Linked DNA regions of Homo sapiens: all the other regions are linked to region 3. A link is a contact called in ENCODE Hi-C data. All regions are on one chromosome and are shown on one strand. The core of a region is the stretch at or near the end of the contact, and the rest is flanking DNA. Distances in the headings are between cores, read along the strand shown. Region 1 holds the start of RAB3D (RAB3D, member RAS oncogene family). Region 2 holds the start of TNPO2 (transportin 2). Region 3 holds the start of ZNF20 (zinc finger protein 20).

The links. A loop is a pair of places that touch in the nucleus more often than their neighbours do. Pooled maps may share reads with other maps.
Region 1: a pooled map shows a loop between it and region 3 (4-fold over the local background). The contact joins the promoter of RAB3D here to the promoter of ZNF20 in region 3. A Hi-C loop is called at or near these places in 4 of 50 pooled maps.
Region 2: a pooled map shows a loop between it and region 3 (4-fold over the local background). The contact joins the promoter of TNPO2 here to the promoter of ZNF20 in region 3. A Hi-C loop is called at or near these places in 4 of 50 pooled maps.

What each region holds. Positions count from the first base shown.
Region 1 is chr19:11,337,512-11,341,030 of GRCh38, reverse strand. RAB3D (RAB3D, member RAS oncogene family) reads left to right here and starts at 1,374. Exons shown (of 5, transcript NM_004283.4): 1 at 1,374-1,562. RefSeq lists a silencer at 1,332-1,591.
Region 2 is chr19:12,722,113-12,725,926 of GRCh38, reverse strand. TNPO2 (transportin 2) reads left to right here and starts at 1,995. Exons shown (of 26, transcript NM_001382241.1): 1 at 1,995-2,158; 2 at 2,562-2,678. RefSeq lists enhancers at 1,608-2,224, 2,225-2,843, 2,896-3,045, 2,844-3,461, 3,462-3,814 and a silencer at 3,546-3,635.
Region 3 is chr19:12,138,843-12,142,421 of GRCh38, reverse strand. It overlaps ZNF20 (zinc finger protein 20), which reads left to right and starts at 2,072. Exons shown (of 4, transcript NM_021143.4): 1 at 2,072-2,242. The coding sequence starts at 2,240. It overlaps ZNF625-ZNF20 (ZNF625-ZNF20 readthrough (NMD candidate)), which reads left to right. Exons shown (of 8, transcript NR_037802.1): 5 at 2,097-2,242. It also overlaps the pseudogene RPL17P47. RefSeq lists a silencer at 2,286-2,495.

The DNA.
Region 1 (3,519 bases), core at 125-2,624, 800 kb after region 3:
AAAGGGCTGGGATTACAGGCATCAGACACTGTGCCCAGCCTCATTTATTTTTTAATTTTTTTTTTTTTTTTTTTGAGACAGAGTCTCACTCCATCGTCTAGGCTGGAGTGCAGTGGCGCGATCTCGGCTCACTGCAACCTCCACCTCCTGGGTTCAAGCGATTCTCCTGCCTCAGCCTCCCAAGTAGTTGGGATTACAGGTGTGCACCACCATGCTCGGCTAATTTTTGTATATTTATTTATTTATTTGAGACAGAGTTTCGCTCTTTTTGCCCAGGCTGGAGTGCAGTGGCGTGATCTCGGCTCACTGCAACCTCCGCCTTCCGGGTTCAAGCAATTCTCCTGCCTCAGCTTCCAGAGTAACTGGGATTACAGGCATGCGTCACCACGCCTGGCTAATTTTGTATTTTTTAGTAGAGACAGGGTTTCTTCACGTTGGCCAGGCTAGTCTCGAACTCCCGACCTCAGGTGATCTGCCCACCTCGGCCTCCCAAAGTGCTGAGATTACAGGTGTGAGCCACCGTGCCCAGCCCCTAATATTTGTATTTTTTTTTTTTTTTTTTTAGTAGAGATGAGGTTTCACCATGTTGGCCAGGCTGGTCTTAAATTCCTGACCTCAAGTGATCCGCCTGCCTTGGCCTCCCAAAGTACTGGGATTACAGGCATAAGCCACCGCGCCCAGCTCTCGTTTATTTTTATTTATTTGAAACAGGGTCTTGCTCTGTTGCCCAGGCTGGAGTGCTGTGGTGCAATCAAGGCTCACTGCAGCCTCGATGTCTCCAGCAATCCTCCTGCCTCAGCCTCCCAAGTAGCTGGGGTTACAGACGCACGCCACCACACCTGGCTAATTTTTGTTATTTTTAGTAGAGATGAGGTCTCCTTACGATGCCCAAGCTGGTCTCAAACTCCTGGCCTCAAGTGATTCTCCTGCCTCGGCCTCCCAAACTGCTGTAATTACAGGCCACCGCGCCTGGCCTAGCCTACTTTAAGGCCGGCACTGCACTTGACAAACACTAACTCAGATCAGAATCCTCCCACAACTCTGTGAGGTTGGGTACTCTCGCTATGAGCTACTTGACGGATGGGGAAACTGAGGCTCAAAGAGGTTAAGTAACGCGTCCAAAGCCACAAGACTAGAAAGTGGTGGAGCTGGGACTCGAACCAGGCCCAAGACTCTATGCTTTTAACAGCCGTGCGTATAGTAGAAGCTCTTTACAAGCAGCTGGGAAAATGAGATGTTGCTTGGCTAGGACGGGCTCTAGACGCTTGGTGCAGCTTCCAGCCCCTCCCACCCGCTCTCTGAAAGCCCCGCCCAAGACTCGGCCCCTCTTCGTCCTCCCCCATCCCCCGCTCCGGGAACGGCCCTTCCTCCGCCTTCTGGGCGGAGCCCGCGCGGGATCCGGGTGGCTGCAGGCTGCTGGCTTCTGCGGCTGCGGGGTCGGGGTCGCGGCCAGGGCCAAGCCGCAGCGAGTTCACAGGCGGAACCCCTGCAGGCGGCGCCCCCTACGCGAGGTCACCCCTGGGAAGGAGCGCAGCCCACCCGGCCCCTCCGCATCCGAGCAGGTCTGTGGGGTACGGGGGTTTGGGAGGAAGGTAGGGGGTCTGGGGAACAAAGGCGGGGCTGCGGGGAACGCCTCTGCCCTCGCCCCCACCCAGCTGGGCACTTGGGAAGCGCTGATGGGGCGCGGGCGGGGCAGAGAGCCCAGCTGGGGACAGGCGTTGGGACCATATGGTGATGGGGGAAACTCCTGAGTCCACCTGCATTGGCTGGGGCGCCCCAAATCTAGTGAAGGGGAACAGAGGCGAGCCCTCCGGGGCCAGGCTTGAGGGAGGGTCGGCAGATGGTTAGAAAGAGGCGGGACCGACTGACACAGGTGAGCTAAGGCTGGGGGAGGTGGGGGCCCCAGCCTTGCGGCCCTGCCCTGCGTGGGGAAAGGTTTCCTGCCTCTTCTCTTCCCCTCCTTAAACTCGTTCTCCTGGAACACGGGGTGGGGCCGGTTGGGTCCTGGTTTAAAATGGAAAAAAGCCCCAAAGGCAGTTGAGAAATAGCTGTGCCAGGGCTGTCTCTGCCTCTGCCCCGCCTGCATCCAGGCCTTCTGCAGCCTCTCCGTGCGGTTCCCGCAGCGGCCATAGACAGCTGGGGAAACTGAGGCCTGGGAGAGGTTATGAGGGTTGAGGGAGCACCTTGGACTCGGATGAAGCAGCATGTTGGAGTGTGGGCAGATTCAAGGAGCCTAGCCGTGGGACAGATTGCCTGGAAAGACCAAGGGTGGGCGGCAGTGGTCGTGGTGGTGGGGTTGTGTTAATTAAGTGGCTGGGATCGTTTCCTTGGGTATAAGGACTCTCACTCCTGCCTCCGTGGACTGGGGCTGGAGTGAGTCAGCCTTGGGCAGAAGGAGACAGGCCTGGCCCCTTTGACAAATAGAAAATAGCAGTACCCATTTAGGGGGTAGAACTGGACTCTAAACCTGGGCCCTGTACATAGAAAACCCCTTCCCCTTGGAACTCAGAGAAGGGGTTGTATTTGGCATGAGTTGGTGGGCGGCAGGCGCCCCAGTGGCTGACACCTGCCAAAGTCAACACCCAAGCCTTAATCAGGGGCTCTATCCAGCTTATCCAGCTGGCAGGTCCTCCCCCCACCCCACCCCAGCTTACACCTGGGCCACACCGGCTGCACACGCTGGGGCGAAGTCCACACCTGTGCCTTCTCCAGAATCTAGTTCTGCAGGGGCCAGAGCCCCTTACCCTCGGCCTTGCACTTGAACCCTTTGCTAGGCCTCTGGGTTTCCAGATAGGAAAGGTCTCCCCACCCTCCACCCCAATACAGACTCAGTTACGCCACAGGGTGTGAAGATTAAACAGCAGTCACATTTTTTGTGCCCCAGCTCTATACCAGGCACTGTCTAATGACCGTTACGTGTGTTAATACCTTCCCACTGGAAGGAACGTGACCACCCGAGGATGGACTTTTTCTTGTCCTATTCACAGCTGCATTTCCACAGAGAACAGGGCCCGGCAGAGAGTAAGCATTTGTTGAATGAATAAAGAAACACATTTTAGGTCGGGCGTGGTGGCTCATGCCTGTAATCCTAGCACATTGGAAGGCTGAGGCAGGAGGATTGCTTGAGCAGAGGAGTTTGAAACCAGCATGGGCAACATAATGAGACCCCATCTCTACAAAAAAATTTTTTTTAAATTAGCCTGATGTGGTGGCATGTCTGTAGTCCCAGCTACTTGGGAGGCTGAGGCAGGAGGATCACTCGAGCCCAGGAGGTCAAGACTGCAGTGAGCTATGATCACGCCACTGCGCTCCAGCCTCAGGCAACAGAGCGAGATCTTGTCTCTAAAAAAAAAAAAAAAGAAAGAAAGAAACTCATTTTAGGCTCACAACCAACTACTCTTTCAGGAAGGGACTGTGACAAACATCCCATTTTTTAGAAGAGGACACTGAGGTCTAGAGGGGGCAAGCGATGCATCCAGCATCACTTGGTCTCCGAGTGACCGAGCTGAGATTTGAATC
Region 2 (3,814 bases), core at 746-3,245, 580 kb before region 3:
TTTTTTGTATTTTTAGTAGAGACAGGGTTTCACTGTGTTAGCCAGAAGATGGTCTCAATCTCCTGACCTCGTGATCTGCCCTCGGCCTCCCAAAGTGCTGAGATTACAGGCATGAGCCACCACATCCGGTATTAATGAGATAACATTTGGAAACCACTTGACATGCAGTAGGTGCTTAAGAAATAGGAAAAAAGGCCAGGCATGGTGGCTCATGCCTGTAATACCAGCACTTGGGGAGGCCAAGGCAGGTGGATCACCTGAGGTCGGGAATTCGAGACCAGCCTGACCAACATGGAGAAACCCGGTCTCTACTAAAAATACAAAATTAGCAGGGCGTGGTAGCACATGCCTGTAATCCCAGCTACTCGCGAGGCTGAGGCAGGAGAATCACTTGAACCCGGGAGGCAGAGGTTGTGGTGAGCCGAAATTGCACCATTGCACTCCAGCCTGGGCAACAAGAGCAAAACTCCACCTCAAAATAAAAAAAAAAAAAAAAAAGGAAAAAAGGCCAGGCACGGTGGCTCACACCTGTAATCCCAGCACTTTTTGGGAGGCCAAGGCGGGCAGATCACAAGGTCAGGAGTTCAAGATCAGCCTCGCCAATATGGTGAAACCCTGTTTCTACTAAAAATACAAAAATTAGCTGGGTGTGGTGGCGGGTGCCTGTAGTCCCAGGTACTCGGGAGGCTGAGGCAGAATAGCTTGAATCCCGGAGGCGGAGGTTGCAATGAGCTGAGATCCCACCATTGCACTCCAGCCTGGGCGACAGGGCAAGACAGTGTCTCAAAAAAAAAAAAAAAAAAAAAAAAAAAAAAAAAAAAAGAAAGAAAGAAAGAAATAGGAAAACTGGGCCGGGCACAGTAATCCCAGCACTTTGGGAGGTCGAGGCAGGTGGATCACCTGAGGTCAGGAGTTCAAGACCAGCCTGGCCAACATGGCAAAACCCCATCTCTATTAAAAATGCAAAAAATTAGCCTGGCGTGGTGGCAGGCGCCTGTAATTCCAGCTACTCGGAAGGCTGAGGCAGGAGAATCGCTTGAATCCGGGGGCGGAGGTTGCAGTGAGCCGAGATTGAGCCATTGCACTTCAGCCGGGACAATGAGAGCAAGACACCATCTCAAAAAACAAAAAAACAAAAAAAGCCAGGCGCGGTGGCTCACGCCTGTAATCCCAACACTTTGGGAGGCCAAGGCAGGCAGATCATGAGGTCAAGAAATCAAGACCATCCTGGTCAACATTGTGAAACCCCATCTCTATTAAAAAAAATTAGCCGGGCGTGGTGGCGCATGCCTGTAATCCCAGCTACTCGGGAGGCTGAGGCAGGAGAATCGCTTGAACCCGGGAGGCGGAGGTTACAATGAGCTGAGATCGCGCCACTGCACTTCAGCCTTGTAACAGAGCGAGACTCCGTCTCAAAAACAAAACAAAACAAAACAAAGAAATAGAAAAACAAAAACAACAAAACAACAAAAACCCAAAACCTTGTCCTGATTCAACACTCAAATTCACCAGCTGGAGAGGAAGAAAAAATTCCGTGACCACACAAGGGCCAACAATGTGGACCACACATGCAGCAGGGGCTACTTTGTTCTGCCCCAAGGCTTGCGGAGGGCCGCTGAAAATTTGCCATATTATATGAAGGGGGTGAACCTTAACAAATTGTCTCCTGCATCCCAAACTCGCTCCCCATCTGATCTTTATCTGGGGCAGCCCCCAAATTTGACCAGAAAGCTCTTATCGTTCACACTCGCTCCAGGAACCCCCAAATCCAGCCCCAGCTCCCCAGTCTCACTCTTCTGCTCCCCATGCACCTCGGTTGGTCTAGAGACCCTCCTGCCAATTTGAGTCTCAGCCAAAACCCCAAAGCGCGGCGACCCTGGCGCATGGCAGGACGGGATTTGTAGTTCCAGGGCTTATCGGAGGGTGGGGGAGAGGGAGGCCTTTACGCATGCCTTGGTGGCGGCTTTCTGCACGTGTTTCTCAGCCCAGGTTTCAGTCCAGCGGAACTGGCTACCTCGGAATCCCAACTGCTCCTTTAGGGTGTCTTCCGCGATTCTCCGAGTGGAGTTAGGCGCCTGCCGACACTTCCCTAACCTTGGAGGCCCGGGACTTGATTTTCATGAATGAACGGAGCCGGGACTGACTTTGCCTACGGCAAGTGGGTTGAGATAGCTGTTCCCCTCCTTCAGGCAGGGGCAAAAATTGACCTCTGCCTCTCTCGAGGGTCAAAAAGTTCCTCAGGGCAGGGTGGGTTGTTCTTTGGGATTAGAGCTGGTGAATTCATTAAATATCGGCTTAGGGAGGGGCTGAATACAGTAAAAGAACAGCCTTGAGCCTTGGAGGGTAAAGCCACGTTTTTAAGGAACAATTCAGAGCTGGCCAGGTCATGCTTAACTTGGATGATCTCTAATCGCGCGAACTGCTCTTATACCCATTTGACAAGTGGGGAAACTGAGGCTTCAAGTGGCAGGAGGTCTCCCACTTTGTTATCGGCAGGGCAGGGAGGGGAAACCAAGACGCTACAGGGTCTCCAGCTTTTTACCATCTGCTCCTCTCTCAAGAGAAGGAAAAACGGTGCCCTACTGTCTTCAGACGTCGCAAGGATCAAGAAGATTTCTTTCTTCATGACCCTGCCCTTGCCAGAATTTCCTGCGCTGTTCCACCTCATTCAACTTCAGGTAGGGAAAGGGATTAGGCGTGGTTCAAAGTTTATTTTATTAGTTCATTTCGTTTTATTCAAAAATTTATATCCTTGTGGCTTTTTCATCTCCTTGTAAAAACTATCAAACAGTACTGGAAAATAATGCAAAAAGTGGCAGAGGCTTCTGTAGGAACCCGGCTTGTCTCAGGCACTTACTTTGTCCTGCTTTCTTTCCTTTGTCTCTGGGGTATAAAGAGCACGCTCAGCTCTTTCCTTGCGCACACACAGCGTACTCCTCCCAAGTACCTCTGGATGGGGGAAGGGAGGCACATTTCAATTTTTAGTGGAGGAAGGTGACAAGGAGGGTGCTGGCTCTGGCCGAGGGGTTCCTGGATCCATCACACACAAAGTCCCCACGCGCTACCAAACTCCTGGCTCCAGCTAAAGAGCTTGCGGTCAGGTCAGTGAAAGATGCTGGGAAAACGAGACACTGGGAGGACCGGCTGGCTAGAGAGGCCAAAGAAACGGCAACTCTTTGGTCACGTGACCGGACCTTGTCTCAGCCCGGGTTTCCCAAGTGCCAGGGCACGTGTGAAGGTTGAACCTTCCGATTGGCTCGGCGGGACCAGTTTGAACGGAGTACGGGAGCCGCGGCGGCTCACCTACGGCCGCGTTTTTCTTTTTTTTTTTTCTTTCTTTCTTTTTTTTTTTTTTTTTTTTTTTTAATTCTCTCTCTTTGGCTCCCTCCTTCCGCGCGAGTCTCTGGAGAAGCCGCAGCGCGAGTTGCCGCCGCTGCTGCCCGGGGCCGGGTAAGTGGGCCTCACTCAGAGCCCGACCCTCTTGGCCCCGGCTTGCGTCGACCCCCGCCGGGCACCGAGCCTGCGCCGCGCGCGGCCCGGGCGTCGGGGCCGCGCCCGACCGGGAAAGGCCGGGAAGCCGGTTGGGCCCGATCCTCCTGGCAGCTAGAACGGGCCGGGCGGGGGAGGGGGGAACCGAGCAGAGCTTAGGGGGTGGGGCCTCGGAGCCAGGCCATGTCGGGGCTCCTCAAGAAGAGGGCCAGTGGGACTGCTGGGGTCGGGCTGGAGGGGATCTGATTGGGGGAAGCGTCTGGGGACTGCTTGGGGCCTGATTGGGGGACGTCGCGAGGATCGGGTGTGTGTAGGGGCCTGTTTC
Region 3 (3,579 bases), core at 823-3,322:
CACGGAAGAAAAAGATACCCCAGAAGAAACATAAACTTAAGAGACAAACAAATTCAGCCAAAAGAAAATGCAAATAAAAGTTCAAAACAAAACAAAACAAAAAAACCTCTAAAATTCATAAAACACAAAATGACAAACTCTATTAAATATGCCCCTATGATATCTCTTAGATAAAAGTTGGCCGTAATAGAGAAAATGAAGATAGGTGTTGGTGACTGGCAGATTCTGGGTCTACGATGAATCAGAGAAGGATGGTTTTCACTTTGTTTTACATTTTTTTAATGCTTGATGTTGACTTGGTAGAAAGATGATAATAAAGAGATTCTTCTGTCTATGTGTTTCTTTTAGATTACTCATGTGGACTGAAGAAAAAAAATTAAATTTGTTAAAGAAAGTGAGTTTGATTTAGGATTGTGACTGAGGACAATAGCCTGGAAGCAGTTCTGACAGATGGCTGCTATGTAATATTTTGGTTCACAGTTTATAAGAGACATGTGGGCCCTGTGCTCTATCTTGTTTTTTCTTCAAAGCATAATTCTGGAGAGCTGGAGAGTCCCAGAGTCAGGAATGTTATAAAGTCAGGCTGGAAACCAGAAATAAGTAACATGACTAAACATTTGTGTGTTTTTTTGTTTTGTTTTGAGACAGAGTCTCGCTCTATTGCCCAGGCTGTAGTGCAGTGGTGCAATCTCGGCTCTCTGCAACCTCAGCCTCTTTGATACAAACGATTCTTCTGCCTCAGTCTCCCGAGTAGCTGGGATTACAGGTGGGCTCTACCACACCCGGCTAATTTTTGTATTTTTAGTAGAGACGGGATTTCACCATGTTGGTCACGCTGGTCTCCAACTCCTGATCTCAGGTGATCCAGCCACCTCGCCCTCCCAAAGTGCTGGGATTACAGGCTTGAGCCACAGCGCCCAGCCACTACTGCCTCACTTTCATGCAGTTAAATAATCTTGGACACTTCCTCCTCGACTTTATACATACACACTGGAGGAGAGCTTTGCTCGTGTGTTATTCTCGCAGTGGGATTGAGGATGTTTGTCTCATGGAAACTGATGAATGATGTGAGAAGCAGGTGAATAACCTGCAGGGGGCAGCAGAGACCGACGCCAGGGACGGGACGCTGAGGCTAGTATGGATCCTGCCAAGGAGTGAAGTGGAGTTCTGGGTGCTTCCTGGGCAGCCGCCCTCCCCTGCAGGTGGCTTGCAGCTGCTCAGAGCAGATCCAGAAAGAGTGTGGGTTCTGACATGCTGCAGCGCCCTGGAAAGCAGGAGACCCACGTGCAGGTGCACTTCAGGAGTTCTGTCCTTTCTGCGGCTGTACATCTGGAATCTGGGGCGGTTTTCGGGAGCAGTGTTTTGGGTTTGACATGCATAGAGTCCCTGGGGTCAGACTGTAATTTGCATATCTGAAGAAAATCCGTAAAGATCAAGTTCAGGGAAATAACTGTTTGGGACCTCTCCTGGAGAAGGGGCTTATGCAGTTGACAGTTTATTTAGGTCAGAAGCTTAAAATCACCAAGTGAGAGTTTTCTGCCGATGAAGATGAAGGTCTGGAAGGAGGGAGAGTTTCCACACTGTGAGGTGGGGTGAGATGTGTGAAAGCCTTGGCCATGTCTCATCCCTAATTCCGGGCCCCTGAAGGACAACTGCCTCTCCTTCTTGGTGCAGTCGTGCCTGGCCTGATCTGGGCTCCCCTTCCTGCTCTGAGGTCAGCACATCGCTCCATTGGACACTCAGTCTGGAATTCCCTGCACACACTTACAACCCTGTGCAGGACGAAGAAGCACTGACAGCCCATTGAATGAGGAAGAAGATAGTGCCCTGTGTAAAAATCAGGAGCAAATTTGGCTGAAAAGAAAATATCCAATGACCAGGGCTCAGGGAAGGAGTTGTCCCTTAGAGAGAAGCTGTGGCTAGAACCGATCAGTCCGGCTTTGCAGGGCTCGTTACCCAGGGCTTCTGCCGTCACTCAGTTCTGAGGGGGCGGGGCCTTGTACCTTGTCCAATCAGAAGCGCCGGGGCGGAGCCCGGCCAACGGTCCGTCCGGAAGGAGGAGGCCCATTCCAGCTTCTACTTTTGTTGCTATGCAGGTTGTTGTCGGGATACCAGATTTCCTACTCCGAGAGGCCCCGGGTCCCTCTGCCACAACTTCTGTCGCTCTGCCGCCTGCACCGTGACCCGCACTATTCACGGGAGCCCTAGAGAGGACACCGGGACACCCAGAAGCCGGGAAATGGTGAGTGTATGGGGCCGGAGTCCCCAGACGGGGGAGGGGCTGGGTGGAACCGGCCGGAAGCGGCTGTGGTGGGATCTGGGCCTCCTCGCCGCGCCTCCTGGATCTGGGACCCGAATCCCTCTGTCTCAGCTCGTCCCTGCGTCCCCTCGGCCGCAGGGTGCGGCTGGGCCGGCAGCCGGGACCCCGGGCGTCCTCCTGTTCTGTTCCTGCGCGGGCGACTGTGGGCCCCGACCCTGGAGCCCTCTCTGGGCAGCTCCGCGCCTGCAGCCCCGCGTCTCTTCAGATTTTGCGGGGACCACGGGAGGGTCATGGGGGAATCCTGCGGATTTTTTTTTCTGTTAAAGAGTTTGGGCCGGGCGCGGTGGACCATGCTTGTAATCCCAGCACTTTGGGAGGCCGAGGCTTGCGGATCACGAAGTCAGGAGATCGAGACCATCCAGGCTAACACAGTGAAACCCCGTCTCTACTAAAAATACAAAAAATTAGCCGGGCATGGTGGCATGCGCCTGTAGTCCCCGCTACTCAGGAGGCTGAAGCAGGAGAATCGCATGACCCCAGGAGACGAAGGTTGCAGTGAGCCGAGATCACGCCACTGCACTCCAACCTAGGGGACAGAGCGAGATTCCATCTCAAAAAAAAAAAAAAATTTAAAGAGTTTGAGCAAACAGCGATTCATGAGTGAGAAACGCCCAGTCATGATTTGTGGTTTTGGTACCAGAAAGTTTTAAGAAGAATTGCATTTTGTTAACGGTGGAGGGGGTCCAGGTTCTTGGCGTCTTGAACAAAGAATTGGACAAAACGCACAAAGCAAGGAAGGAATGAAGGGATTTAACACTCCACAGTGTGCAAGCGGGGCTGAGCACAGGGGCTCAAAGGCCCCGTTACAGAATTTTTGGGAGTTTAAATACCCCCTGGAGGATTCCATTGGTTACTTGGGGTATACTCTATGTAAAAGGAGAGGATGAAGTAAGGTTATAAAATCATTTACTTGGCTTACGCCCTATGGAGTAGGTATTTCCTTTCATAGCTGAAGTTTGAATAGGCCTTATGTTCCCTGCGTCCAGACCCTATTTTCCTGCCTCAATTTGAGTTTGATTTTGGTGTCCTTAGGTAGTTTCTTATAGCACTAAACACACTTCAGTCTAATTGCTGCTGCTTTAAATTTTTTCACACTGTCTATAGGGACTGGCTTCCTCCTGCATTTTCCTAATGTATGGGTCTCAAATCCTCCACCCTGCTACCCCGCCCTAACTCTTCAGCAGTTTGCAGTAACATCTTAAATTTTCAATTACTTTTCCGCATCTCCAAACATTAACTCCCCTTCTCCAACTCACAGT